Linked DNA regions of Mus musculus: all the other regions are linked to region 1. A link is a loop called in an ENCODE intact Hi-C map of the cell type or tissue named here. Cell type or tissue: left cerebral cortex. All regions are shown on one strand. Each heading gives the region's core, and the rest is flanking DNA. Links, peaks and the distances in the headings are about the cores only.

Region 1 (4,963 bases), core at 336-4,335:
TTCTGGGTTATAGTTATTGTGACTGGGATGAGATGGAACCTTCAATGACCTTAGTGTCAGGGGCCCAGGATATAATGTCTCAGATTAATAATTATCTATAAATACTAGGCTGCGTTTACTTATGTTTTTCCTGCAGTTCATTTGTTTCTGACTAGACATGGCGTAAGGAGGCAGAAGAGGGTTGGGTTTGGGTTTATGTGTCTATATCCTTTGCCTTTGACCTGTCTCGAGTGTGTTCTGGTTGTCACCACGTGTTACCTATGAATAGCGTTGTAGTCTTGTGTCTACTGAAGGGCTCAGTTATGTCTATACCACAAAACAATCACATGCCTGTGGGGGGGCCTCCTGGAGAAACTATTAGTTTGATGGGGTTTGATTGGGGTCTACAGGGATGTGGACTCCAATCCCCTCTTCTGTTCTCTCTCTCTGGAAGTTTTTGTTTTCTGTTATGCAAATTACACGTGCATCTTTCAGACGCATCTGACAGAAAAGATAACGGTTTAGCGCAGGAGGAACTTGGGAGTAACTCAAGCATCCCAGAGCTCTATTTAAAGCCCTGAATATCTCAGACTCAGACACAGGTAAAATGCCCATCAAATCCACCCACTCTAAGCAGCGGTGTATTGCAGGAGAGAATGACGCTGGGTTTATTCTCATCAATCTAGGATGAGTAGAAATGGTGTCTTCACAGTCTTGGAGAGACAGTGCCCACAAAGTCCTGGAGAGAGAGGTGGGTGTGATGTTGCCCCCTCTTGCTTTCCTTAACTTTCCAGAGCGTTCCTTGCTCCCTAAGCACTCTCGGCAACACAGGCTTCTTAAAATAACCATAGTGAGGTATAACAGAGACTTCTTGCTACACAGCTCTGTGCAACATTGGGCACAAAAGCAGGTCAAGTTGTGTTGTCTGAGATGTAGCGTGACGGTGTGAACACCAAATGTCTGCTGAGCCTGGCAGTGTGGGCGGGGGCTCCTCCTCCCTTTCTGCCTTGACAGAATCCTTCCTTTTCATACAGTGTGTGTGGGCGGCGGCTGCGGACAGCTCTGGTCTCCAAGGGCAAGCTACGGCCCTTGATTGTCGGCCCAGCTGCCTTGCAGATATTGGGAGACACAGCTTCAGAGCTCTCTTGCTTTTTTGTTTCTGCTTACAATCAAGGTCACTGTTCTCTGAGTGCTCAAGCGCGCAGAGGAGCAGCTGGGACGTGGAATCAGTGCTGTACACCTGGCTCAGGTGTGTGCACTCCCACTCAAGGATGGTGGGATGCTGGTCCTTCCTGCACGCCCCTCACCCATGGCCTCTTCTGTTATCCTCTGTCTTCTCTTCCCATGTCTCCAGCAAGGTAATGAGAATACAGCCCCACTCTTGTCAGACAGAGTGGTCTCGGCAGCAGGCAGTATTTCTGAGGACTAGTCTCCCTGGTGCTATATTTGGCTGTGAACGGCAGCTGGGAGCGCTTGCACAGTGTACAGGAACACTCTGCCTTATTAGACCCTCTCTGCTGACTTCCCTCATTAAAACAGGGTTGGAGACATTGCTGGTTTTGGAAAGTGCATATCCACTTTTACTATTCATTTGTATTCCCGATTGTCTCGAAAGCCTTCTACTTGTTTATAAAAAGACAAAAGTGTGAGGGACCGCCATCCCAATTCAAGATCGTGACAGGACATCTCTGGGTCAGTGCCTCAGGACATAACCACAATATACAATAATATTTATATTAAATATAAACATATATGGCATAATATAATATAGATTATATATGTAAAATCACTACGTGTAATAATATAAAGTAAGTTGTACATAATTGCTTAATAATGCATGTCTCATTAACATAGAATTATATTTAATACTGTTTTGTATCTTATAGTACATAGGTTACATATTACTCTATATAATAAGCATAAGCTATATTAAATTCATATGCCTGATAGTAGTAAAAACAACGTACAAGGTACAAACACAAATCATCCATGTACAAAGACAATTCTAAACAATATAATCACAACTGTTTAATGACTAGAGTTAACTTTATGTCTATGTATTAATAGCATGTGTACCTTATTTGTTTGTTTACAGTACTTAGGGTTTTTTTTCCCCTGTATATAGCTGTGTACTATATGTGTACAGTGCCTACAGAGGCCAAAAGAGGGCACCAGACCCCCTGGAATGACTGCCTCTCAGCCTCTCCATGGGTTCTGGGAATGGAACCTGGGTCCTCTGAAAGAGCAGTCAGTGCTCTGAGCCTGTGGGCCATCGTCAGTCCCTGGAAAGTTTACTTTTAAGAGAAATTTCCTGAAGCAATTTCTCCCTTGGAAAAGAAGTTGGAAAGGTGCTTCTTCCTGGGTCGTACGGACATTTTCCTCAGCGTGCCACTTTCCTCAGCGTGCCACTTTCCTCAGCGTGCCACTGTGCAGTTAGAACTGCAGATGACTGCATTAGCATCTGCAAGCAGCAGCAAGAGAGCCACAGAGTAGGTGGAGTCCCCTCTCCCCTCACCCCTCACCCTGCACCCCATCCGCCTCCCCCACACCCTATCCTGCTTTTCACACTCTTAGGTGTCCCAGCTGTGCCTCTGCAGTTGGCATCTGCACTATCCTGGTAACTTGCTTGATCAGAGACTAGTTTAGCTGGGAAAGCAGAAATTACTTTTCCTGTGACTTCTATAGAGAAAACCAAACCAAACAAGAACAAAAACAAAACCAGCAATGATAAAAACAAACAAAACCCATATCTACTTTGCCTGGGGCAGTTTCCAACATGCTGATGAATGGTGAACACAGCCTCCACCTGACATGACGGCTTTCAGATGTAAAACAATCCCGATACTGCCTACCTTTGGTTCCAGACATTGGGGGATGTATGAGTTACTTCTTGTTGCTATAATAATCCCAGGAGCTGAGATACAGTGCCTCATTAGAATATCATACACCGAGGGGAAATTGTATGGGATGTTAGGAGGATGAAGGGATGGCTGCACAAGCGACCGTGTGACTAAGAAAGTAACAGGGTAGTCATAGTGTCAGGTAGCATGGTAAGGAGACATGATAGGGTTGTGAGAGATTTAGCCCAGGATGTCAGCATCCAAGGGAGTGCCGACCCAAGCAATGGTCACAATGCAGGGGATGCTGAGGGATCCCGGGGAGGTTGTGTACTTCTCCAGTCATTCCCACTGAGGGGAACGTACTACAGATGAAGCAGTCACCCTCACCTCAGCTTAGCAGCACTCCCATGAGACCCAGTGTCTTGCTCTCTTAGCACCCAGTGATGTTCCAACGCTTGAGAAACACCACCTAACATCCACCTGGTCGCTCATGACAAATCCTCCATTTTTCCTCACCCCCTTAGCTCCTATGTCACAGATTCTCCTGATGCCATGACCACAGCACATCGAAGTTCCTGTCTCACACCGTGTCCCCATACCGTCACTTAGGTCCCTGAGCCCCAGCACCACTGCAGTCCATCTGATCCATCGCTCCAGCATCCTGCAACATTAGCCGGCTTTGCTCTGTAACTCGCATAAATCCACTTCTCTTCCCCGGTAATTTCCAGGGTTTTACTGTGAAATGTTACCGGTAAAAAGAGGATTGGCCGTTTGCCTCTACACATTTATCTGCATATTAATAAGCATATCACTGTATCCCTGTCCTAAAAGGAAAGATATTTAAAAATACATGCAAATAAAATAAATATTAAAAGATGGTCATGAGCTAGGTTTTACATAACTAAATGGTACTTTTTCATAACACAGAAACTTTGTTATTCTTGAAATAAATGTTAAGAATGGTGGTGAGCTAGTTTTTTTTTTTTACATATTTTAATGGTACTTTCTCATTATACAGAAACTTTGTTGTTCTTGGTAAAAAAAAATTGGTAATAAGAGCAGTGTGATCCATATGTTTTGTTAATTTTTGGATTTAGGTCTGGCAGTACTATGCCAAGTCCTCATTAGGCTATATGTGGCTGTATATGTATATATATGTGTGTATGTGTATACATATATGGCTGTATATGTCTGTGTATATGTATACATATATGGCTGTATAAGTATGTGTATGTATATGGCTGTTTATTTAGATTCTTAACTTAATGCCTGTCATGTGAGAAAGCAGAGACTTCCATAGATACATAGATTCTACTGAAGAAAGAGCACCTTTGATTTCATCTCCTAACATCACGCTGAGTTTTTAGTGTATTTGCACTAACTGTGCAAACAGGACTGGAAAATACCTGTGTCCATCGATGTCATGCTGTGGCTTTTAGAGTTGGTTTTGTTCAAATTTATTGAAAACCTTCCTTTGAGAGATTTTTAGTCTAAAACTCTTCTTCTAAGTATTCTAAGGATGATTTCATAAGTTCATCCTGTTTATTGGGACATAATAGTCCCTTTCCAACCATGCATTTAAAAATAGTCTCTTTCCATGCACACATATTAAAAATGAACAGCAGCCCGTGTTTCTCATGACTCTCAAGAGAGTAAAGGTGGTCTTTTTTTTCCTTGAAAAATATCTTCCATATATCATCTAGCAAAATCATTTGCCATCACAGAGTAGAGTATAAAAAATGAAAAATACATACTTGATATTTAAGTATTCTGCCCCTGGAGAGCCACTGTGTTGGATCATAGGGTGGGCATGGTCAAGCCTGCCCAATCACCAGGACAAGAATGCTACTTAGAATTCTGTTTCCCATGCTGATAGCTCATGGCCTGTAATCTATCTCTGTGTGCTGGGGACACTAAAGGGAGGGTGTCCTGTCCACCTAGATGTCAGCCCTTCCCACTGCACTTCTCCCAGACCACCGGACTGCATGGTCACTGGCGTCCAACTTTGCCATTCTATGCAGTAAGTGTTAGCACAACGTGATAGTAAATTATAGTAGATGGCCCACTTCACAGCCCCATGACATTGTGTTAATCAAAAAGAATTTTTTTTTAATCTGAGATGTTATTCTGTATTTTAAAATTCT
Region 2 (4,963 bases), core at 653-4,652, 200 kb after region 1:
GTATATGTATATGCATATATGTGCATATGTGTGTGTGTGTACTGTGTGTATATGTGTCTATATATATGTGTGTGTGTGTCTGTGTCTGTGTATGTGTGTGTATGTATTTATGTATGTTTATATGTGTGTCTGTGTGTATATATGTGTATATGTGTGTGTCTATGTGTGTGTGTGTCTGTGTCTGTGTATGTGTGTGTATGTATTTATGTATGTTTATATGTGTGTCTGTGTGTATATATGTGTATATGTGTGTGTCTATGTGTGTGTGTGTGTGTGTGTGTGTGTGTGTGTGTGCGCGTGCGCGCGCGCACGAGCGAGCGAGCCTGTGATGTGGAGAGGATAAAGGATAAATTCCATTCTTACTACAGAATGCCACATAAAGGACAAGAAGGATGCACATTTAGAGTCATCTATTACCACAACAGCAAAGACCAGTTTACTTCCAAATAATGCTCCTAGGAAGGAGTGACATCAACTGATGGTAACAAGGGAGGCACACCTTCTGTCCCGGCCCCCAAGAAACAGACGCAGGAGATTCAGGAGTTCAAGCCCATCCTCTTTGTAGTGAGTTTGAGACCAGCCTACCTACTTCTGACCAAACTTCAAAGAAACAAAGGAATTTTTAAGTAAGTAATGAGCAAAGAAAATATACTAAGCATGTGACCTTCTTAATCAGAGAGACAAGAGAGAGGAAGACGTAGGATACAGGGTTCAGCCATTGAGTAATGTGCTCATTGCACAGTGTGTGCATTGCACAGGTGCTATGTGTTAAGATACAAGAATGGGCCTTGTTCTCATGGGCTTCCTCATCAATTAGGAAAATACAGGGAACAGATACATATAAAGTAAATTGTGGGTGTCCAGGGCCTGCCTGGCTACTTAGGAGACAACTTTGGAGCACATTTCGAAAGTGGCTCCATACAGAGTATTGTGACTAGTGGGCTGGGGGGAAGAAAGAAAACAGTTCCTTATTACAGAGACAAAAGGAACCCTGCTTTTTATCCCGAGTATGCTCACCCCTAGCTACAGAGATCCTGCAGCTAAATAGCTGTCCACACTGGCAGGCCTGACTTGCTAGAAATCAAAGCGAGACTCCTGTGAGAACCTGGCATTCTCAGAAAGTACCCCGTGCACAGTGGAAGAAGGTGACTTGCTGGTGTTAAGATGAGACGGAGGAGGAGAAAGTAATCCAAGGGCCGTGAATGAACAGCTGGTGCTCACGTGGACCTGATATCACAGTATAGCCTCCAACCCTGCCAATCCAAAGGGCAGTCCACAGTGGATTTGGTCACATTGTCTCAGCTTGCTCAGATTTTACAAGCGCCCATAGATCAACTCGCCATTCACAAACTCTCTAAGCATGGGAGGTACAATCACTGAGAACCAGATCCTGTGGAAATCCCATTCACAGAACTAGTCCAAAACCCAGCCACTGGAATGATCAGAGAGAGACTATAGAAGTAAATGTATTTAATGCTTCCAAATTAAAACTATTTCAAGCATATAAGAAGATATCAAAACCAAACAAGAGGATGTCAGGAAATAGTAGATCTATAAATAAATAAATATCATGACAGATAATGGCATTTATTCGGGACAGGTGACTTTCTCCATCCTCCAGAGGTTCCGATTTTAACTGCTAACATGGCGATAGCTTCCCATTCGGGAAGTCCACAATAATATCACCTCTAATTATATCTTACTCTCTACCCTTGCCTTAGGCTGTTTGAATATATGAGAAAGAGAAGCCTAAAATTGAGAGAGTAGCCTGAGAGTTCTCAACTATACTGCTCCCCCAAAAGGAACTGCATCAGTGGGTTTACCAGCATACACTCGTCTGTGTGTCTGTACACTCATCTCTGCATCTGTTCCCTCCTCGTCTTAGGAATGCATGCCTGCTGATGCATTTGGGGTTCTTTGAGGGGGCACAGAATTAAGTGAGCAGGAATCGGCTTTTCCTGCTGGCAAGAATGTTGACCTTTGATAGTTGTCTCCTTTCGTCACAGTGTCCAGCTTAGATGTCAAAGTTCCATGAAACCCTTTTTTTGGAACTCCAATATTAATGAAAAATTCATGAACTCACATATTGCATAAGTCCAGCGGAGAAGTGTTAGCAATGCCTTCTATTTATTCCCCCCATCTGCCTGCATGATTCATGATTCCCCTCTGCCCCTTCTTCCCTGGTGAAATCTATACCAAGACACACATGTGTTGATTATATAAGCCCTTCTCTACCTACTCATTGCAAAGTTAGATCCATAGATGTTGTGTGTAAGAAACCCTCCATCAATTAACCAGCAATGAAACTTAGTACCCATAGACCTCTAACCCAGGTTCTGTCCTGATAATTCTACCTGTGGAAGGGCTGAAGACAGTCTAGTGTCACAACTATGGATCTGTGCCGCCACCTACTGACTGGAGGTCAAAGTGCCTAAAAAAATCCAAACCAAAACAACATTCTAGAATACTCAGGACAGTCTTCCCAAAAGTTATTTAGGCACCACCAATAGTGATGAGATGGAGAAACTCTGGACTTAGCTCTCACATCATACCCTGCTCAGAAAGTCACTATGCTGAGTAAGGAATTAAACACTAATCTATCTAGGGATAGCGTTTAACTGTGGCGCAAACATAAGACCCTAAAAGTTGCACTTGAAACTGACAGCCAGGTCAGAGATTGTGGAATAAGTAGATATTGCCTATAACAAATGTGTGAGTGTAGTTTGAGTTACGCTTATACTCAAGAAGGAGTGAAGGGTCAGGAACTGTTCCTGGGTTCAGACTCCTAACTTAGCTATATTGAAGATGTTATGTTTCAATGTGTGAGTTTCTTCCTTTCTCAGGTGAGAGGAACAACAGGATATGTACATCTCCCGGTGTTGCTATGAGGACTATATCAGCTAATATTTGGAGAGTTACAGGCAGTGTGAGCCACCTAAACTAGGTGCTAGGAACTAAACTTTTTTTTTTTTTTTTTTTTTGGTGGTGGTGGGGGAGAGGGTAGTTTTGATTTGTTTTGGTTTTGTCTTGCTTTGCAAGAACAGCAAGCACTCTTAGCCACTGAGCCATCTCTCCAGTCACAGAGACTGTTCACCTTACATGACACTCTTCAAGATGATTCACTGGAAGGGGTGTGACAGGATTGAACTGCTGTGACCAGCTCCAGAGACTTGTCTGTCTTGCATTTGAATGAAATCGATTCCAGCCGTTAGCATATAATAGGTCCTTGGTAAATATTGTGTGTTGGGTTCCGTTCCTAGCCTGTGTCTCCCTGAAGTTCCGTTCCTAGCCTGTGTCTCCCTGAAGTTCCGTTCCTAGCCTGTGTCTCCCTGTTTCCTCTGATGTCTAGAATAGGGGAGTCTACCTTGGGAAACCAAGCCCGCTGGTTGGCTGGCATTCCCGAGACGGTGGAGGATGGTGTGTATCTTTCCAGAAGCTTCCTGAGCTGGTGTTTTCATTCCCAAGTCTCTTTGCTCAAACATTTGACTGTTCACATTCTCCCAGGAATAAAGTCAGGGCTGCTGTTTTCTGAATCCGGTGTTAACATTGCCAAGGGGATAATTCTCTTTGTGGCTATTGATAACTATTATGGTCCTGTTTACGCAACTGTAAATGAATGAGCTGCTGTGTAAGAAAACACGGCGAACTCCTCTAGCCCAGCATGGCCCTTACCTCTATCCCAGCACTGCCCTTACTGAGAGAGCTTGACATTTAAACTCTTGAGTGAGGGAAGAGCGCCACGGTGTGGTTCTAGAAAGTGATTCATAATCATAAATGTTGATTCACAGATAAAAGACCCTCCCAGGAAACATCCGGGTCCTCTGGCTCTTACCACCATCGCTCCTTCTCCTTTTCCATGATGAGGCCAGCAGCTCACACATACTAGGTAAATGCTCTACTACTGAGACACACCATCACCCCATGTCTGTGCAAGTAAGTGTGGAGGCCACCAGAGAGCAGCGGAAAGCATGAAGACGAAGACGATAGTTTCTTTTGGATGACTTGTGGGTCAAGCAATGTTATGGTCTGTTAGGTACTGGTTCTTACATGTATTTGAGCAAGCTTAATCTTTGCCTCCCTGTGACAGCCACGATGTCAGGTTGCAGGCCTACTTCCTGTGATCCACAAGTTTGGGAGGCAGACAAATGTAACCAGTCATTTGACAGTGTAACGGCACCCTCAGGAAATGCAGAGATCGTCGGAGGCAGCTGGGTCTGTTCTGAGAGCAAGGGACAATGAGTGAATGACCCAGTGGGTACCACTGAGAAAGGGGATCTCGGCAAAATTCAAGGTCCAGGCTAAGAAAGTTTTAGAAATTGGAAAGTGATTCTGTGTGATATGTTGGGCAGGCCACTCACTTCTTGGATCTGTTATATCTGTATTTAATTTCCATTTTTCTTCTATGTGTCTTCAAAATATCTCATTACTAGGAAAGAAACTGGCTCTTTTCAACCATGACATGTCATTTTTAGACAATAGCAATTTGACTTTCAAAAGCATACATCATATCATTGCAGTGTAAATAACATAATGTTATATTTTTATTCTCCAGCGTAAAATGTATTCTGAATTTTATTCCACTGGGAAAAGAGAGATGTGTTAAAAGGCAAACTCAAGAAGTAGGCACAGGTGCATAGAGAGGCAATAATTTGTCTGTTGATTTTGTGTCCTGCAACTTCATGGAAAGTCTTTATTAGATTTACATTTTTCTGATGGGATCTGTGTAGTCTTTAAATAAGCACTCATGATGTCAGCAAATAGTGGTATTGAGACTGCTTCCTTTCTAATTTTTATATTTTTCTTGCCTTATTTTCTTGAAGACGGAGTGCTAAATAGAGTACGAGCAGGGCAGGTGGTGTTGGGTCATCGTTCCAGATGTTATGTAAAATGCTTTCTGTTTTTCTCACATCATATAATCTTGGCTGTAGGTTTGTCATATTTAGCCTTTATTATGTGGAGGTAA
Region 3 (4,963 bases), core at 473-4,472, 400 kb before region 1:
ACAGAGCGAAAGAGAAGTGGGTGGGGTGGGTGAAGAACATTTCATTCTAAAACACAACTCTGGGAAGAGAGAGAAACATCGGAGGTTGGATGTTCAACTTGAGATGCCCACACAGGCTCCGACCATATGGAAACAGCAGGTGTGCTTGAGCTTGCGTGTAGTCTGTCTTCAGAGTGCGGCTGCTCTTTCCAGAATTCAAAGCAAGCTCTCCCTGAGAAGTCTGACCGAAAATTACACCTACCAGTCTGTTGTTTTGAAAACCAGAAGCCCAAAGTTGCAACCTAATTCTTCTTCTAGCGCATGAAGTGAAATTAGACGATTTTCTCCTTTGAGTTGGCCATAAACTCTCAAGAAGAGAACATGTGGGTTTGGAAGTGTTTCGCTCTGATTTCCCAAATGCAGAGTGCATCATAGTCAGTGAGGAGATTAAGCCAAAATTAGCCACTTTAAAAAATCACCCACCCACCCCCCCCTTGAGAGAACAGCGTGGTTGCCATGGCAGAGATGGAGAGTCCCCGTCCACCTGTTGCTTCCACTCTCCTTGTCAGAGCAGACGGCTTTTATTCAGATGCTTGGCATCAATTAACTCAGGGAATGTGGACCCCTGGATAATTAACATAAGTCAATTATGGCAGTCTTTCTCTTGCAGTATTTGTTTATAATGACCATCCTGTAAAAACCAACTGGGACTTGCAAATGAGGTGTTTCCAGAGAGAACACCAGGTCTGACTGCGGGACAAGCCTATAAAACTCTCTCTCTCTCTCTCTCTCTCTCTCTCTCTCTGTCTGTATGTGTGTGCACGAGTGTGCATTCACATGTGTGCAGCATTCTTTGAGGTCAGAAGAGGGCATCAGGTCTATGGAGCTAGACCTCTAGGCAGTTGTGATCTCTTTTCCTTCCCCCAGCTCATTCTACCCTAAAACTATTTATAAAACCAATTTCCAAGAGCAAAATCTTTTGCTTCACTCACAGAGTTGCTGATAAAGAGCACAGGCTGTTTTCAGAGATTTCTTAGTCAGCACCTACCATCTCTACCGTCTCTTTGACTTTAGCCTCCTCAGAATAAGAGAACGCCTTGAAAGCCAACACTGCTCGCAGCTCTTTGAAGCCCTCAAGTCTCTCTAAGCAGCTCTGCCTGCTGGGTACAGGGAACGTGCCTACAACTTAATTTTAGGCTATGCATGAACTCAGTTCCTCAGAAGACTCCACAAAGAAAGTGCGTAATTACTGTGCTGCTGAGAGGGCTCAGCATCTAAAGGGGCCAGGCTTGGCCTGAGCTTCATCTCTGGGGCCCACAGGGTGGAAAGAGAGAACCGACTCATAGAAGTTGTCACATGACTTCCATGGGTACATGCCTGTGTCCCCCTCAAATACATGTAATTAAAAAACGTTAAATATTTAGTTTTTAATGCCTCTTAGTTTAAATCTTTAATGTAATTTATCACTCCACCCATTGTGATTTCCCCTAAATACTGTATTGTTTATTATTTATGTTGTCTTTATCACTGTGAGACTGACAAAATGGAGATCCTGAAGGAAAGATGGTTTTCTCTATACCACACACTATCTATCTCATCTAAAAGCTAGATCCTAGTCACCTCCTCAAACATCGAGTGGGCAGCCAGTGTGAGCAATCCCTTGCCTTGCTTCCCACCCCTAGATATGAACACTCATGGCACTGAGGGAATGACATGTTTGGGCCATATCAAGAGAATGAGGTCTCAAGTTCTAGGAAAATGGCTCCTCACTACCCTGCCTTAGCAGAGACAGCATGGAATGAAGTCAGTGGAGGAACTGTGTTGTTGATGGCTGACAACAAGATCACATGTGACGTCCGTGGGTCCGTGGATTACAGAGCCTCTCGGATTCTGTCCACAGGCTTTCTCTGAAGTCCAAGCCCATGCTGACTTAATCTCTGTACTTCAAGGCTTCTCATCTTGCTGCTCTCAAGTGTGCCAATGCGTCCTTTTTTTTTTTTTTTAAGATTTATTATATACACGTGACTACACTGTAGCTGTCCTCAGACACACCAGAAGAGGGCATCAGCTCCCATTTCAGATGATTGTGAACCACCATGTGGTTTCTGGGAATTCAAATCAGGACCTCTGGAAGAACAGTCAGTGCTCTTAACCGCTGAGCCATCTCTCCAGCCCCAGAAATGTGTTGAACAGCTTTTTGTTACTGTGATAAAACACCTGAGGAGATAACTTAGTGGAGAAGGCATGGATTTTGGTTCATGGTCTCAGAAGTTTTAATCTATTGTTTACCGGTGCCAATGCTTTGCGCTTGAGTTTAAGTGACAGCAGGCTGTATGTTGGACACCACTGCTTGCCGCATGGAGGCCAGCCAGCAGGGGGAAAGAGGTCGGAACTCTGCCTCCCTGGCACATGACAGAGGACCTCACTCTCCTCTGCTGGCTTCTTCCTCGTTGTCACAGTGGCCCATCAGTTTATGAAGGATTATTAGATCAGTCCATCAGTGGAGCCAGACTCCTCACAGCCAGCTCTTTCCTGCAGAGCAACCAACTGGCAACAGACTCTTCTTGGTTCGCAAATTCAGAGCCAAGCCCTAGCATGGAACCTGGACTTTAATGTCAAATAAAATTCCGTAGGTATAATCTGTCATAACACATGATCTCTCCCTTTCCATGGACATTCTGCTTGAATTATTAGTATTAATTAATAATTGATAATTGATGTTTACCAAACTTGTCAATGATCAAAGAACCAGATTGAAATCACAGGGCTAATATGTCCAAATAAGACCTTCATATTATTTAAGTAACAGTAAGGGAAGCCCTGCTGTCTTGCTTTGGAAACTGTTAAACAACTGACAGAAAAGCTGAGTTTTAGAGGGAAATTTAACTGAAGTGTTAGAAGGCCACACACTGTTGACAAACAAAGGCCGGGGACGAATTTGCACTGGTCACTGGAAAGACACGGCATTTTAAAAATGATTTTAAAATGCATGTGCGCTTGTGTGCTCACTACTCTCCAAAAACATAAAACATGGTTGAGCCTGGGAGTGTTTAAAGTGGTCAGAGGAGTCTTTAAGTGGCTAGAACCCTTTGTCTCTGTCCATCATGTAGGCCCAAACTACTGGGTTTTTAAAGTCAGTATAATAGTAATAAAAAAATTTAAAATGGGGGGTAATAAAAAATTTTAAAAGGGGAATAAAAAGAATAAGAAAATGGGGGGTTGGAGAGACGGCTCAGTGGTTAAGAGTGCTGACTGCTCTTCTGAAGGTCCTGAGTTCAAATCCCAGCAACCACATGGTGGCTCAAAACCATCTGTAATGAGGTCTGATGTCCTCTTCTGGGGTGTCTGAAGACAGCTACAGTATACTTACATAAAGTAAATAAATAAATCTTTAAAAAAAAAGAATAAGAAAATGCTGATCAAGGATTCACCGTAGCTTTAAGCATTAGTTTCATCTGTAGTGGAGCTATCGGGAATCCACCTTACATGACCTGGCCGTGGATTAAAGGTATTTACCACAGAGCCCTGTGGGAATGGCTGTTTGCCAGGCTTCCCATCATCCTCTGCTCTGCTTATTGCCGTGTTAAAGTCTGAAAAGGATGCACGCTTTGCATTATCTTTGTTCTCTAGCTTCATATCAAACTGCCCACTTTAAGTAGGCGTGCAGTTTATTATGCCTGTGACTGTAGCTTAGGAGGCAGAAGCAAGAAGCAAGAAGACGGACGGCCACAAGTTAAGGCCAGCCTGGTCTGCATAGCAAGTCACATGCTGACCAGGCCGGATTAGAGACCTTACCTCAAAACAAAGCCAGAACAACTCCCACCCCTCCCCACCCCTCTCCCCCCAAAACAACAAAAAACAAAACTAGCAAAATCTTTTCCACTTCAACAGGTTCCTAGGCCATCCAAAAAATAAAAATTAAAATGATTAAGCCAGGGAGTTCTTAAAGGTTTATTTATTTTATTCTCTGTGTATAGTAATTTTTCCTGAATATATGTCTGTGTGCCACATGTGTGCAGTGCCCACAGAGGCCAGAAGAGGGCACCAGATCCCTGGATTTACAGCTGCTTGTGAGCTGCCATGTGTCTTTACTGCTTACAGCAGAGACTTGTAGAGTACTTGTTGTTAATTGATGATAATCAATCTTGACTGAGGTTGGTGATGGGCCTGGGAGACTCAAGACAAACATAACCCTCACTGCTACAAAGGCTTACGGTTCCTTGATGGAGTTTAAATGCACATGTGATCATGAGACACCCCCCCCCCCCAAATGTCAGGGAGGTCAAACACTCCCATGAAATAAAGCCAAGCAGAGGGAGGGCGATTACAAAGGAAGCTGGTCTTTTTCTGTGACCCCCATTTTCCCTTTTCCGAGAGACTCAAGTTTAGTCTCTTGGTGTGAAGGGTACGAACTCTGGAGCTGGCTCCTGTATCAGCAGGGAGACGTCTCAGCTGTCAGGCTGACCCTGGTTCTCTGTTCCTTTCCACCCGGCTCTCTTTCATTTTCCCCGTCTCCTGGCCTGAACCCATGACTCATCGGTTCCTGACCAGGCTAACTTACTTCTTGTTGATCCGGAGCATGGCTTTGACTCTCCACCAAGAAAAACAAACTAACAAAACACCAAGCTTCTCTTGAGTGCAGGATTATCCACTCCCACTTCCATTTTAGGCAAATTAGAGACTGGGTCGCCTGTGATGCTAACGTAGTTGTGTCTCAAATACCAATTTAATCTTTCATTGTACAGGCTGTTTTTTTTTTTTTTTCAATACCACTATACATTTTTAAAAAATCATACATTAATGAGTGTTTGTCAGAGAAAACTTGAGAGACAGGAAACCAGTCTACTAGTGGTTGCTAGGAGACAAGCTCTCACCCTCGTCCTCCAGTTGGCTAGAGGTTCTTTCATCAACCTTGAACCGGAAGTGGCCTTGCGGCCTTTGTTTCATCCCTTGCCATCCTCAGTTACCACGGACTGAACATTTC
Region 4 (4,963 bases), core at 276-4,275, 110 kb before region 1:
CTCTATACCCCTCCCGCCTCCAGCCCCGCTCTCCCCACCTTGTAAAACAAAGCCGGGGAAAATGCCTACCCGTGCAGCTCGGAGCGCGCAGCCCGTCTTGGAATAAGGAGTGAGTACAATGGCGTGTTGGTAAAAACAAAAAAGAAAAAAAAAAGAAAGAAAGAAAAAGAAAAGAGGAAAGAAAGAAAGAAAGAAAGAAGGAAAGAAGGAAAGAAAGAGAAAAGAAAAGAAAACAGAGAGAGAGAGAGAAAGAAAAGAAAAAAGCACCAAGTCTGTGTTAAAACAAACAAACAAACAAACATTTTGAATGCTGCATGCCTCATGCTTGCCAGCGCCTCGCGGGAGAGACCCGGCTATACTGCAGGAGGTGAGACCCTGGGCATCCATCCTGGCCCGCGCACGCTCTCCCGGGAGGGCAACGCAGGTCCCCTAGCTTCTCATCTTCCTCTCCATTCTGTGGGTTGGATGTGATTCGGGCTTGGTGACCTCAACCCCAGCACGCATACATTCCTGGCTCCGTCTTGCGCTTTTCCGCTGGTGCCTGGGGTTTTTGCGTTTGCCTCCCTCGGGTGTTGGTTTGGCGCAGCTTAAGACAGTTTCCAGAGAGGAGGGTCAGCCCTAGAGAGTAGCCCTCAAGCAGGTTGCACGGTGGCCCTGATCACACTTGTTGCCCATTGCATGGGGGACACGCAGTAGTGCTGGGGCAAACAATTAAAAGCTTGTTTCTGCTGCTGTTTTGGGGGTACTGGTGGCTGGCGGGCGGGAGAACCGATTATGGATGAGGACCAGAGACCAGGAGCTTAAAGAGGAGGACCATGGGGGAGGGGAGCGATAGTGATGGTGTGAAGGGTGTGTGGAAAGACCTGCCTCGCCTCTCACCGAACAGTAGAGGCTGGGAATCCAGTATCTAGATTAGATAGGGTTCAGGAAAGGCGCGCGCGCGGGGTGGGGGGGGGGGTGTTTTGTTTTTAAAATATTTATTCTGTATGCCACCAGATTCTATCCATTAAGTCTGCCAATTGTGCATTATCTGTTTCTGCTAATTAAATATAAGGACATAGCTTAAAAGAATTAAACTCCTTCAAGAAATTTATCAGCCCAACACACACACATACTTTGGTCACACACTGTGGTCATACATATACACACACACACTATGGTCTCTCACACACAGAAAGAGAATGGGGAGGGAGGGAGGAGGGAGGGAGGGAGGGAGGGAGGGAGGGAGGGAGGGAGAGAGAGAGAGAGAGAGAAAATAAAAGAATAAAATACATTACCATATCTGCCCTCTCTCCCCCCACCAAGTGCATCATGACAGTATCTTGGAGGAATTTCAGGCTGGGCTGGGTAACATTGGTGGTGGTTTCTAATTCTCTCTATGAAAAAGCTTTCTGAAAATCAGTACCTCTGGGGAGTGGGGGACCTTTGCTTAGAGAGGTGCTGTGGGGCTTCTTTGCTGTGATGGTTTGTTTTTGGGGGGTCTTTTGGTGTTTTGGGGGGCTCAATTTTATTTTATTTTAGTCAGAATCTGAGTCCTCATGAGGCTACAGGTGATGGTGATTTTTAACTGCTGTAAGCACTTCTAACAGCTCTTAAAAATCCAAACAGCCAACATCTGGCTGAGTGCTTATTTCAAGTGTCCTTGCCCTTGTCAATACAGCAAAAGTGCCTTGTTCTCTGTGGCTGTAATCAGAACAGGTGAATTGGCAGAAAGGGAGTCAGTCACGCTGGTAGGTGGTGGGCTGAGCCTCACTTAGGAAGTTGCTGCTGCAGCTGACCCTGGAGTCTCTATGCAGAGCACTGCTGCTGGGCTAGGTGGGGGCTGATTCCTCACGCCTGCTCTGATTTCATCATCTCTAAGTGAGGACTTCCCTCGATCTTGGCTGCTTGAGGAGGTCCCTTCATCTGCCTCCTTTGGACAACTCTCGTCCTGTAGCTCATCAACTAGCTGTTTGGAAAAGTGTCTTTCTGATGGGGAACTGGAGAACCTTAGGAACTCACACTGGCAGCACACAGTGCTAGGCAAGAGGGCAGGCTAGACAGCTGTGTGCAAATTCATGCTCTTTATGAGTGTCTTACCCTTGAGTAATTTCTGGAGCTGCAGGGTGCAGTTCCATGGGGATGTGTAATATGCTTATGGAAAAGCAAATTTTAGATTATGTTTTTATGAAACCTATATTACACACATGGTGGTAATTTGGCGTATTTTTTTTTATATGTAAGTGATGGGCTTTAAATGGATGACTCCTCTAGGTGTTTATCCCCAAGTTCCAACCATCCTGTATAACCCATGATTGTTTGCTGTTGCCTCTCCGATCAAATATTTTGTGATGACTGGCTTATCTCCCCCCTCCACAAGTGGCCATCGAATAGCTTTTGTATTTTCTAAAATGAAAGCCATTAATGATGATTTTGAAGAGCTGGGATAAATAATAGATGGGCTTAGAGTCACCTCACAGTATCTGGGAGCTCTAATGGAGCAATTAGCCTTATGCAGAGCATGGAAGGTCTACTAAGATGTAAGCCAGCCCACCGGCTTGCTTTCTTCTTGCTTTTGCTGGTGAAGTGGGGGGCTTTGCTGTGTCTTGGCTGTGGTGACTCAAGAGTTAGCAGTTCCTTTTGTGTTTCAAGCATATTAGAGATGGCAGAACCGTGTTTCATAATGTGCCCACTTTGGAAGATGGGTGCCAGGTATGAATAGAGTGGTTTGTTCCCACCAGGAAATATGCAGGATATCTTGAGCTGCAGCGACTGCAATCCCTTCTCTGTTAAGAAATTTGAAAACCCAATAAGTAGCAAACATTTTTTACTCTGGTTGTTTACCGTGGAAAGGTCTGATGTACAGAAGCAAGCCATGAGCTGTTCTCAGGAGCAAAGATCTGTACCATCATCAGCCCTTGGGATCTCAGGGCATCTTCATCAACACATATCATGGGCAGAAACAAATCTAGAAATTAATGAGCAGCCCCTCGGGCCTTCTTTTATTTGTTTAGTTTTTGACTTCTTGGTCTCTGTTTTTTTCCATCCACCTGACACTCCAGTGGCAGCAGAGAACAGAAGCCCTGCCCCCTTTCTAGAGCATATATATACACTCACTCTCACACACACACACACACACACACACACACACACACACGCGCGCGCGCGGGTATGGTTCTGCAAGTGACCAGAGAAAGCTGCTGGGTGAAGTTCTTCAGCTCCCACTAGGAAAATCTCCAAGTTCAGCCAGCCCTGGTTGACCCCTCCTTAAAGAAGCAGCTAGCCCCTTGCCTCCAGACTCCTCCGGCCTAACCCAAATTCTCTGTCATTGTCAGTGGCGGCCCCTGACTTGCTGGATCCCAAGTCTGCTGCTCAGAACTCCAAACCGAGGCTCTCATTCTCCTCAAAACCCACCGTGCTTGCTTCCCGGGTGGAGAGTGACTCGGCCATTAATGTTATGAAATGGAAGACAGTCTCCACGATTTTCCTGGTGGTCGTCCTCTACCTGATCATCGGAGCCACGGTGTTCAAGGCATTGGAGCAGCCTCAGGAGATTTCCCAGAGGACCACCATTGTGATCCAGAAGCAGACCTTCATAGCCCAGCATGCCTGCGTCAACTCCACCGAGCTGGACGAACTCATCCAGGTAATGGCCCCAGTGAAATGGGCTCCGTTTGTCCTTAAGGGCAAGAGCAGACTAGGGCACCAGGGTGGACCTCCTTTGCAGAGGTCTTCATCTCCTCCATCGCCTCCCTCCTACCATGCCCCCTCCCATTTCTTTCCCATCTCCCCCTTCCTGGTCTTTTAGACTTCTTTGCTCTTCTTCTTTTCCTTGTCTTAGAACTGACGGGGGCTTACGCTGCTGTAGGCGCTAATGATGGGGAGGCCGTTGCCCATGGAGAAGTAGAGTGCATTGGTCTGAGAAAGCAGCAGGGCCTCTTATCAGAGGCCATGCCCATCGCTACTGCCGCTTAGGAAGACAGAGTTGTAGAGTGACACTCGTGGAATGAACCACCTACATTGTGAACAAATTGTCACCCAATTCCTCCTTAGAGGTTAGCTTCATTGAGTGGTTCTTTCTTCTTTGAATCCAACTAAGATCAGCTTGCTACTCTACAGAAAAACCAAGCTTTTGAAGAGAAAGCACACCCCCAGTTTTAATTTTAAAATAGGTGAACACCACCCTTATGGTAGAAGAGGTTTTAAGTATTAACCCCAAATGATTTAGATCTGAGTTAGCCTTCTTCAATGTGGCCATATTTTGGTTGTAGGTTTCCTTGGCATAAAACAGGAGTCTTAGGTGACAAGAAAAACCTTTAAATTCTCCTACAAGGGGATTTGTTGGTTGTTGAAAAAAAAAAAATTCTTCATGTGTAGACATTCCCTTTCCTAGACAGCTTCCTTTTTCTTTCTTGGTTTAATTCAAATTGGATTGAAAATGATCTGCAAGACATCTGAATATTCTTTTTCCTGCTTTGTGTTTGGGTTTTTTTTAATCATTTGAATGAGTTGGGATAATAGATTTAGAGATTTATTATTGTATTTAATCACTTGTTTTGTAAGACCTTTACTCTAGTTTCATCTTGTGATGACTACCCCTCTTATTCCCAGTCACACACATAACTGACAGCTGGTATTATCCGTTCCCCACCCCCACTGGGGTCTTGTCACCTTTAGGCATTTCTGTGTCTCACTCGTTTAACTTAAACTTTGTTCATTTTTTTTTTTTTTTGATTCAGTTTAAACCTGACACAGTCTTAAATTTTGAAAATGTTCTGCGTACACTCACACACCGAGTCCTCTGTTGCTTTTAGATAATGGCGTCATGTTGTCTACCAACAGCCAAACGGCCAGCCCGGCTGACCCTCCCTTGTAAGCACATTTCCATTTCATTCTTCCCTTGTACCACATAAGACCCCCCTCCCCCCCATGAGATACTGCACGTCTTGAAAGCTTATCACTTACTTTCGTCTTAGAAGCACAG
Region 5 (4,963 bases), core at 472-4,471, 180 kb after region 1:
TGACTATCCAGCATGTCCCGGGGACATCCCCAGGGCTGGGTTTACAAGCACACACCACCATGCCTGGCATTTGGTTTGAAACATGGGTTCTAGGTTTTGAACCTGGGCTGTTGAGCTTGCAAAGCAAATACTTTAGCAGCTGGGCACCCTTTGCAGTCCCCACCACTTAATCCTCTCAGCAGCCTTCAGCCATCATGTCACCCATCTTGGCATGCTCCCCTCCGACGGGAGGATGGCTAACACGTGTGACATGGCATATTAGGCAGAGCAGATGGTTCCCTGGCTTCATCCGGGAGCCCTACAGAATGATGACATCACTCTTGCTTTTACAGTTCACAGCTTGGCAAGGGTGGTGTGTTCCAACAGTTAATTATTTTCCAAACATGAAATTCATACCAGAAGGAAATCTAACAATATGAGTGAAATATAAATCCTATGGATCCAGGGTTCAAAATGTCTTCCAGACAACTAGCTACTTCTTGATAGGTGAACGGCAGGTATGAAAGAGATGTTTGCTGAATGAACGGGTGAGGGAAAGTTGAGGGATTAATGGCAGTGGTGTTGGTTCAAATACATTGGATGTGGGTTTCATGTTATATGGACATGTGCTGGCTGCAGGGCTCCTGTTTCCCATCTGGTCTTGGAATGGGGCTGTAAGGTGGTGAGTCACGACCCTCAGCGAGCCCGTTGCTGTCCAGCAACCAGGACCAAATGGCCTCCACGAACTTTTCAGCCCTAATATTAGACCCCAAAACTCTGCCTTTATGTCAACCTGAGTTTGCACGTAGTCACAGAACAGCTGTCCTTGAAGCCTTGCTTCCTACTGTGGCATTGAAGGGACAGTCTTTCTGTAAAAGAAGTATAGATTGCACTGACCTGGCAGGAGCCAGCAGGAAGCCTACGAGCTCTTCGTAAGTGGAAACCTTGTTCCAACATAGAATAGGATTGTTCCTTCTTACTCCTCCTGTCTCTTCAGCGAGTCCACCAGAACAGCCCCCCACAGCAATCCACATATCGGGAACTGCCATGGAGAGGATGGAATGGTTCGTAACCATGGATACTTCACAGTTTCCTGTGCCCAATCACATTATAATCCCTAGTGACTAGTGAGTGGCACTTAGAAAACTTTCCTATGGTATGATTGTATAAAACATGTTATGGTCACACACAAAAAATTAACCAATTATAGTTGTATTCTTGACAAATCACTTTTATTTAAAAGATGAGGTCTGGGGAAATGGCCCCACGGGTAAGACCACTAGCTTTTCTGGCAGAAAATCCAGTTTGGGTTCCCAGCACCTACTTGGCAATTCGCACAACCATCTTCAACTCTGGTTCCAGGAGATCTGATGCCCTCTTTTGGCCTTTGCAGACACTATACACATGTAGTTCATGTACAAACATGTAGGCCAGTCATGCTTGTAAAATAAAAACAAGTAAATCTTAAATATTTTTGTTGAAAGAGAGATATTTCAAAACCTAAAATTTGGGAGACAAGGCCTAAAGGCAGTAATCCTCATCTACATTTTTTTTCAAATGTGAGAAGCCTTATAAAAGTCTGAAACCGAAATCACATTGAATCACTCGTGTTAGGAGCTGTGTGTGCTGTCTTTGATGAGTGTTTTTAATGTAGCACCATGTTATCTTTGAGTGTCTGGTCATGGTTCTGGTCTTCTACAAAGGCTAAGACAGAGGGGGTGATGGCAGACAGTCAGGAAGTGGAGATGCCTTTGAAGTTGGAATTGAAACAAACCAGAATCAAAAAGAGAGAGACAGACAGACAGACAGGAGATCTGGGCCCCGGAGACCACTCAGTTAGAATTTTCCCTACCCCTCAGGCTGTTGAACTTCAGGACAAGCTCCCATCTTCTGGCTGCTTCTTCCCTTTCTTTTTTTTTTTTTTTTCTTCTTCTTCTGACTTAAGCAAATGCTTCCAGCCTCATGCAAGAGGTCTCTATTCATGGTACAGACTCGGTGCACACTGTTAAACCAGACACGTTTCATATCCTTTTAATCCTATTATGTAGTCTGAAGGCTAAAGTTATTACAAAGCTTTATTATTCCCACAGAGAGAAAAAGTCTTATCCTTGAACTTGAAGGTGTACAGGAGAGCCAGGTGAGACTATTAAGCCCCTGTAAGTGCCTCATTATCACTGCTAAGGAAATGAATGGCGTTTTGATGATTCTCTGCTGTTTTCCGGCATGAGGTCTGGGTTTCATATTTATTGACACTTTTATAGTTGACCTTCAAACTGGTTGACAGATTTCCCCAGTAGTGTTTCACAATAAGAAATAAATCATGGTGGCTGACAACAGTGGGCTGTTCATTGTTCCTACTCCATGTGGCCTTTGCTGTGATATTTATTATTCTCCACTAACATAAACCACTAAGAGCAGATTAGTGTACATTAGCCTACGAACTATGTTAGAGATACAATGTATTCAGTATTATTGGAATTAGAGAAAATGGACAAGGAACTAAAGGTGAGAAATTGGTTCTCTAAAATAACCTTAACTAAAATGCCCATGATTCTGTATTGGATGTCTAGAGATCCTGGAAAATGTGGACTAGCATTTACCAGTAAAGACTCTATATGAATTGACTTTGTTAGTTTTAAAAAGACTTGCTCGTTAATTATTTTATTTGCATCTATTTGCTTCTGAGACTTAGTGTACATCACTGGAACACAGGAACAAGCGGAGAGCAGATCCATGGAGCTGCAGTTGCAGGCAGTTGTTAGCCTGGCATGTAGGGGCGGGGAATCAATCAACCCTGAGTCTTGTTTAAGAGCAGTAAGCTCTCCCAGCCACTGAGTCATCTCTCCAGCCCTAGTGTTCTGTTTTCAAGAAAATACAGATATAGGAAACGTGCTGAACTTTCCTTTCTTTCTATCGTTTTCTTTAATAACTGGCTTCCCTAATTTCGTGTTTTTTATGCATAAGCCAGCTCTTCAGACATGGGCACGAACAAGCTGTGTGTGCCTAGGGTTTACATACTTTTGAAGCATATTTTAGGATTTGTAGAACATTGTTAGAAAAATGAGGACGAAAAATCATTTTTAAAACCACCAAAAGGTTCCTGACCTTTCGAGCCAGAGCTTTTCTGTGTGGCCGCTCATGAATTTGAGTTCTTCCCTGGGATTATGATACTTTGTTGGTGAATGTATTCCCATGAAACATAAGACAGTATAAGATGATCTGCACACCGATTGTACAGTGGGTAATGGTATTCGATTCACAAAACGGAGGCTGGTGAGGTGGCTTGATGGTCACTTGACACCAAGTGTGTCTGACCATTGATAGTGGAAAAGAACTGGCGCATTCAGGCTGGTCTCTGACCTCCCAACAGGTGCCACAGCAAAGGCATGTCATGCCACATGCATACACATACACACACACAGAGAAGACATACATAAATTAAAACATTGAAATTGATGAGTTAAAATGCTTGCTAAACACCTAAGCAGGGCCTGGAGAGATGGCTTAGTGGCTATGAGTACTGGTTGCTTTTCCAGAGGACCCCTGTTCTATTCCCAGCACCCACATGATGGCTCACAGCTGTCTGAAAATCCAGTTCCAGGGGATTCGACACCCTCTTCTGGTGTCTGCATGCCTGCACGCATATGACACATAGACGTGTATATATAGGCAAAAATACTTGTACACAGACAATCAATAAGCTTTTTGAATGCTTAACCAAAGCCCTCTGGGTGTTTTGCCAAAAAGAAGCAAAGGACTGAAGAAAGTGTCAGAATGAATATTTTTTTCCAAAATGCAAAAAAGAGTTATGAAAGAGAGACTGCAATCTCATGAATTCTAAAAGTAGCTGGAGTTATTATACATTTCCAGTATGTACTTTGACTAAAAATTTCAGCTTTCTTTATCTCCCCAATGTTAGAGATAATGTATATGAAATTGCTTTTTAAGAAAAAAGAGGAGGAAGAACTATGTGTATCTAAACAGAACTTTCCTGGTTGTAAAAATTTGAAGAGCTTGGCACACAGCACCAAGATGGAGACAACAGTAGAGTTTCCTTCCCTGGGTGCTTTTTAAAGTAGAACAAAGAGCCATCTGGACCCCTTCCCAAGCAGAGGGTATCAGTGGGCACAACTTCTGAGATGCCTGCTCATTTCACTGTGGTACAAACTGTCTAAGCTTGCAGGATTAATCCTGGTGCCCCGCAAGCTGTCTTGCATTTGGACATTTTATTTCTCTTTTCTGAAGCAAGGCAAAACCCAATCTGTGCAGTAAATGATAACTCTGGGCTTTCGTACTGTAGACTTTTTCTCCTTATTTCTTTGCTGCCTAGCCTAAGATGAGTAGCAATGCTTCACCCGAGGGAGCTGTGTTACATCCTGTTCCAAGAACAGATGAATCTTGTTCCCTGTTGTTGATACTCTCTGATTACTGTCCACTTGTGCTTCTTTAGACTGCAACATCAGGATGGATACAGAATTTCTGTACACTCGCCATCGTGGTGGTCAAGTGTGGAGCCTGAAAGCTCATGGGCTCCCTGCCCAGAATGTGTTGAAGCCTAGTGTATTACTTTTGTCAGTGCTATGATAAAGGTGGATTAAGGAGAGAAGAGGGTATTATTTGTGCTGGTTTGAATGTGCTTGGCCCAGGGCATGGCACTATTGGGAGGTGTGGTCTTGTTGGATAGGTGTGGCCTTGTTGGAGGAATTATGTCACTGTGGGGGTGGACTGTGAAGACTTCCTCTTAGCCACATGGGAGCCAGTCTGTGCCTGGCTTCCTTTGGATGAAGATGTAGAACTAGCAGCTCTTTCAACCTCACATCTGCCTTGATACTGCTATGTTCCCACCTTGATGATAACGGACTGAACCTCTGAACCTCTAAGCCTGCCCCAACTAAACGTTGTCCTTTAAAAGAGTTGCCTTGGTTATGGGGTCTGTTCATAGCAGTAAAACCCTAACTAAGACATCACTGTTCAAATGTTGAAG
Region 6 (4,963 bases), core at 317-4,316, 190 kb after region 1:
GCTAAACTTCCTTCGGGAACTCATCTTTCTGTCATTCTGCCCAAAGCTGATACCAAAACGGTGACTAAGAAAACTTTAATGAGAGCTTTCTGAAAACAAACCCTCTTCTTGCAACTGAACTTGAACCACTCCAATCTTTGGGCCATCGTGCACACACAGTCTGAGAATAAAGTCTGTGTGTGACAGGTGGCTTTTTGAGTAAGTCAGGTTTCTCATGGAACTGCCTAAATCCCAAATTAAGCTGTGATTGACACCTGCCCTGTCCTAGGCCCATTTGAGCTCCCAAATTAAGCTATAACTGGCACCTACCCTGTCCTGGGCAAGTCTTAGGGTTCATGAATCATTTAATTTCTTTTCTCTGTCCTTATGCAGTTTGATTTGATTTTCTTCTGTTACTTTTAACTGAAAGAGATCTAGCTAGACAAGTATAGCCGAGAGAGAAGACAGAGCCGGGTGGATGAGCCGTAGCATCGCCTACAAATCAGACAAGACTATTTAGGCAGATTATCTAAACTAGGTTCCAGATTCGAACTCATATCCTGTGTAATTGGAGACAAGTCACTTACTGTCTCTGTACCTTAACTTCTTCTTACAGAAAATGAGATGAGTGGTTTTTTTCTACCTCACACATGTTACTAGGATTAGACAGAACAATCTCACATTGGTCAGATTGAGATAATCTGAGAGTGGCAGTGGGGGCTGGAGTAGTAAGGATTTTCACTTGAAAAAAAAAAAGGTGTATTTTTTTCCCTTTGAAAAGTGAAACAACGGTATAAAAAAAAAAAATCAGGAGGAATAGCCAGGCTGAGCGTGGCAAGGAGCTGACGAGGAGTTGAGTGAGCTCCAGCCTTGAGCTCCAGCCAATGGTGAGAGGAACAGAGAATGAAGATAACCAGAAGGAACCTTTTATGAAGACCAGTCCATAAGCCGGTCAAGGCGGCATCTGAATCATGGTCTTGTGCCAAGACCTGGAGCACAGGAAGCTGTAGTTTACCGGTGTATGAGGAACGAGTGTGTGAGGAACAAAAGGCAAAGGCGGGACTGGAGGCAGGGGAAGGACATATGAGGGAGTCCTTCTCAGCTCAGGGAGGACGATCGACTTCCTCTTACCCGGGACTGTATCCTGTTCCTCTAAAAGCACCTCTGAGGCGCTTTCCTGTCATTTATGGTGTTTTCTCCCCCAGGTTGGAGGAGAAGGAAGTGTTTTGCATGCACGTGTCCATCTCTGGGTAGTAAATGCTACAAATACGCACACCGTGATTCTAAATCTCATCTCCTGTTCTGTGATGAAAGACAGAGGGGGGGGGAAATATTTATGCCTTGCTACTATAGACAGAAACACAGACACTAGCAAGATTTAGAACAGAACCAAAACATCCAAGAGACGAATGAATGAGCATAAAATATTCAAGGCATGCTCCAACTGTATTAGAACATTAACACACACCTCTCAAGCTCTTTACGTATTCTAAGCTATGCACACAAAAAATGTCTGCTATGGTAATCGTTTGTATTCACAGAAATATGGAGGCAATCATAATCGTCTATCAGTAATAGAATAGTTGAAAAATCACCCCGGGGTGTAAAAAGTCTATTTTAATGTCATTTAAATGTCCTCTAAGAGTGAATTTACTTCATAATTTTAAAACACCTTCAGCGAATCAGGTGGAACCCAGGGTCTTTAGCAAACTCTGCACATTTCTACCACCAAGCTATGTCATCAGTCCTAGAAAGTGTTATGTGCTATTTGTATGGAGGACCGTGCCCAGAATCCTAGCATTTGGTAGGTAGAGGCAGGCAGAGTACAAGTTAGAGATCAGCCTGGGCTATATAGCAAAACTATCCCAAGAAATAATGAAAGGGGGAAGGAGCAATAATAATTTTATAAAATGTAGCATATGAAAATTTAAGCTATTTATCTATTTTATGGAAAGGCATTGATAGTATGGAGCCCTTAAATGGTTAAAACCCACAAATTGTCTAGGTCATGGGTGCTTTGGATTTTTTGTTTTGAGACAGGGTCTCTTGTAGATCAGGCTAGCCTTAAATATACAGTCAATGGTATCCTTGACTTTGTATCCCTTGTCTCTACATTCCAAGTGTTAAGGTTATGGGTATGTATAATCATACCAAGATTTAGAATTTCTTTTTTTTTTTTTAACTATGAGGCCTGGGAGTGTAGCTAAATTGGTAAGCTGCTTGCCTAGAACACAATCCAGCATTATAGAAGCCATGTGTGATAGTTTCAAAATATAGCTTATGCATGTATGAAATTCTCTAATAATAAAAACACTATACTTTGAAAAGCCAGTTTTTAAGGGCCCCTTTTCTATAGACTTGCCCTTGAACTGTTTATCAAGTGGTTATTTCTTCCAACAAAGATTGTGGACTGAATCAATGCTGATAAAGTTCTCTATCATGCCAATTCAGCACAGAAACACTAAATGATTGTGGTGATACTTTACTTAAAATATTTTTTAAATGTGGCTGGAAAGATGGTTCAGTGGCTATGAGCACTGGCTGCTCTTGCAGATGACCTGGGTTCAGTTGTCAGCACCAGCGGGGTGACTCACAACCACCTGTAACTCCAGTTTCATGGGCTCCAATGACCTCTTCTGGCCTCTGTAGACACTGCATGTGGTATTTTTTTTTTAAATCATTTCTTTACATTGTTATTCTTAACTGTTTAAAATGGCATATGTATGACATATACACTGGAAGAGTAAGGGATTCTCATAAGCCAGATGAAAGTTTGTCACTTGCTTTTTTTCTCCCTGACTTGGGTAAACTCATCATTCATGCTTTAAACCTGAAGCACCATATGAAGTAAATTCTGTTCTAAGCAGCTAGAAGATGCCAAAAAGATTTCCTTAAGTATTCTTAGAGAGTGGCGTGACAAGTGTGGCCCACGGAGCAGCTGAGTAGAGTGGGCTGTGGCGGTATGTGTCAGCTCAACATGAGCTAGAGTCAGCAGGGAGGAGGGAACCACAGTTCCGATTTTGCCTCTATCAGACTGGCCTGTGGGCAGGTCTTTGGGTATTCTCTTGATGAATGGTAGATGTGTGAGATCCCAGCACACTGTGGGTGGTGCCATCTGAGTAGGTAGGTGTTTCTGGGTTGTGTAAGAAAGGAGACTGAGCAAGGCATGAGGAACAAGCCAGTAATCGGTGTGCCTCCATTGCCTCTGCTTCAGTTCCTGCCTCCAGGTTCCTGTCCTGGCGTCACTTTGTGATGGACTTCACTGTCCACTGAAAGAAACCCTTTGTCCCCCAAGCTGCTTTTGGTCATTCTTTATATCACATCAATAGAAAGTAAAGCAGGACCTGGGCTTTAATAACAAATTTCTTGGCTTGCTAGCATTGTGTCTCATAAATAGTGTGTTCCTATACAGATGAAACGAGTAACAAGAACAAAACGTCCTTAGGATTAGGGATGAGATCTCCACCTTTTATTGTCCTAGAAATAAAAATTGGAGTCAATATTAGAAGCAAAAGCAGGGCTCCCAACATACCACTGCAATAAATAAGGTATTTATATTGTGCCTCAAATCCTCCATACAGCTGAGGACCTTAGCCAAGCACTGCGTGGGAAATGGTTAATAAACTGAGTACATTTTAGATACCATCCATCTTAGTTAGGATTTTACTGCTGTGAAAAGACACTATGACCAAGGCAACTCTTATAAGGACAACATTTAATTGGGGCTGGTTTACAGGTTCAGAGGTTCAGTCCATTATCATCAAGGCAGGAACATGGCAGCATCCAGGCAGGCATGGTGTAGGAAGAGCTGAGAGTTCTACATACATCTTCATCTGAAGGCAGCTAGCAGAATACTGACTTCCAGGCAGCTAGGATGAGGGTCTTAAAGCCCACAGTGATACACCTATTCCAACAGGGCCACAGCTTCTAACAGTGCCACTCCCTGGGGCGAGCATATATAAACCATCACAGCATCAGCCCTTTATTTAGACACAGCATCTGTGCTTGACAATATGGAGACTGTGGGAAGGGAGTACTGTAAACATGAGCCCTTTTGTTCATGTTAAATGTAGAACCATCTCCCGTGTCTTGAGAAATTTCCATCACACGAAACTATATTATTCCTAAATAAGGAAATTAAGAAGACAATAATGTTGCTAATTTAAACGAAGAAAGGAAGGACTAAGACGACCAGCCAGTACAAGCAGCATAACGTTTAGTATCTAACTCAGATATACACATATTAAATAAGTCTGCCCCATGTTGTTCAGTTCTCTTATGTTTCCTTCTGTAACCCTGAGAAGCAAAATATGTGTTCTCCAATCTCCTATGAGAATGGAATGTAGCGTATGATAGTCATGTGACCTTGGGTAGCCAATCAGATGCATAAGTTCAGACTCAGATCAGAAGCAGCAAGACCAATAACACCAGCATCAACATCTGGTTTCCATGGAAACAGTGATGTAGTTGTCACTGCAATGAAAGCTTTATCATGCTGTGTCCAGTAACACAGACGCAGTAACCACTCCCACAGATTCAGAGCACACTGCCCACCTGACTTCCTCATCTTGAACTTCCGAGTCATGGGTCAACATCTCCTCAATGCATTCCCTCTCTGTTTAAATTGTCCGGAGGGACTTTTTTCTTTTTTCCCTTTTGAAACACTGTTTACAAATGAAAAGGGATTTAGGGAAAAATTTTTAAAAAGAATGTAAACATGCAAATGGAATGTATATTCATCCTGCTCCTAGCAGCATGGTGTCCGGAGCACGAAGAGGTGAGCAGCATTGAGCTTGCGGCCCAGCTGGGCCACCCACTGCCCAGTGACCTGCTCCCTTCTGGGAGATCAGCAATGCCTTAGTGTTATTCTCAGAACACTGCTTTGAATTTTAAGTGAGTCGATACTGAGAACAGGGCCCGGTACAGATAAAAAAGCACATGCATGTTTAAACACAAAAACAAAACACCACTTACAATGTCAAGT

What was found. A loop is a pair of places that touch in the nucleus more often than their neighbours do. Peaks named below come from ENCODE experiments on the same cell type or tissue, not always from the same donor. Only the 100,000 strongest peaks of a DNase experiment are listed, where the experiment ranks them.
Region 2: a loop joins it to region 1, with 3 times the contacts of the local background. A loop is called at or near these places in 15 of 42 quality-filtered maps.
Region 3: it touches region 1 in a loop (3-fold over the local background); 3 of 42 quality-filtered maps call a loop at or near these places.
Region 4: it touches region 1 in a loop (6-fold over the local background); 3 of 42 quality-filtered maps call a loop at or near these places.
Region 5: a loop joins it to region 1, with 2.4 times the contacts of the local background. A loop is called at or near these places in 6 of 42 quality-filtered maps.
Region 6: a loop joins it to region 1, with 4 times the contacts of the local background. A loop is called at or near these places in 17 of 42 quality-filtered maps.

Annotation. Positions count from the first base shown.
Region 1 is chr1:189,224,888-189,229,850 of GRCm38, reverse strand. The region is part of intron 6 of Kcnk2 (potassium channel, subfamily K, member 2); the gene reads left to right. Among named protein-coding and RNA genes, the nearest start is that of A430027H14Rik, 120 kb to the left of the region's middle. In left cerebral cortex, for the core only: a CTCF peak has its summit at 2,134 (motif pointing right); DNase peaks (open chromatin) are centred at 927 and 1,389; H3K4me3 peaks cover 461 bases; H3K27ac peaks cover 868 bases.
Region 2 is chr1:189,025,886-189,030,848 of GRCm38, reverse strand. No RefSeq gene overlaps it. Among named protein-coding and RNA genes, the nearest start is that of Gm36561, 6.4 kb to the left of the region's middle. In left cerebral cortex, for the core only: CTCF peaks have their summits at 2,416 (motif pointing left) and 3,728; DNase peaks (open chromatin) are centred at 2,194, 2,365, 3,482, 3,686 and 1 more place; H3K27ac peaks cover 254 bases.
Region 3 is chr1:189,627,663-189,632,625 of GRCm38, reverse strand. No RefSeq gene overlaps it. Among named protein-coding and RNA genes, the nearest start is that of Gm30088, 10 kb to the right of the region's middle. In left cerebral cortex, for the core only: CTCF peaks have their summits at 2,026 (motif pointing right) and 4,019 (motif pointing right); a DNase peak (open chromatin) is centred at 4,026.
Region 4 is chr1:189,338,447-189,343,409 of GRCm38, reverse strand. It overlaps Kcnk2 (potassium channel, subfamily K, member 2), which reads left to right and starts at 57. Exons shown (of 7, transcript NM_001159850.1): 1 at 57-367; 2 at 3,315-3,625. The coding sequence starts at 322. A430027H14Rik (RIKEN cDNA A430027H14 gene) reads right to left here and starts at 359. Exons shown (of 3, transcript NR_165462.1): 1 at 70-359. In left cerebral cortex, for the core only: no CTCF peak of the experiment used is centred there; DNase peaks (open chromatin) are centred at 610, 769 and 1,856; H3K4me3 peaks cover 1,658 bases; H3K27ac peaks cover 1,387 bases.
Region 5 is chr1:189,047,673-189,052,635 of GRCm38, reverse strand. No RefSeq gene overlaps it. Among named protein-coding and RNA genes, the nearest start is that of Gm36561, 15 kb to the right of the region's middle. In left cerebral cortex, for the core only: no CTCF peak of the experiment used is centred there; DNase peaks (open chromatin) are centred at 2,763, 3,727 and 4,074; H3K27ac peaks cover 741 bases.
Region 6 is chr1:189,037,561-189,042,523 of GRCm38, reverse strand. Gm36561 (a long non-coding RNA gene) reads right to left here. Exons shown (of 3, transcript XR_373831.3): 3 at 3,680-4,103. Among named protein-coding and RNA genes, the nearest start is that of Gm36561, 5.3 kb to the right of the region's middle. In left cerebral cortex, for the core only: a CTCF peak has its summit at 2,602 (motif pointing left); a DNase peak (open chromatin) is centred at 2,992; H3K27ac peaks cover 677 bases.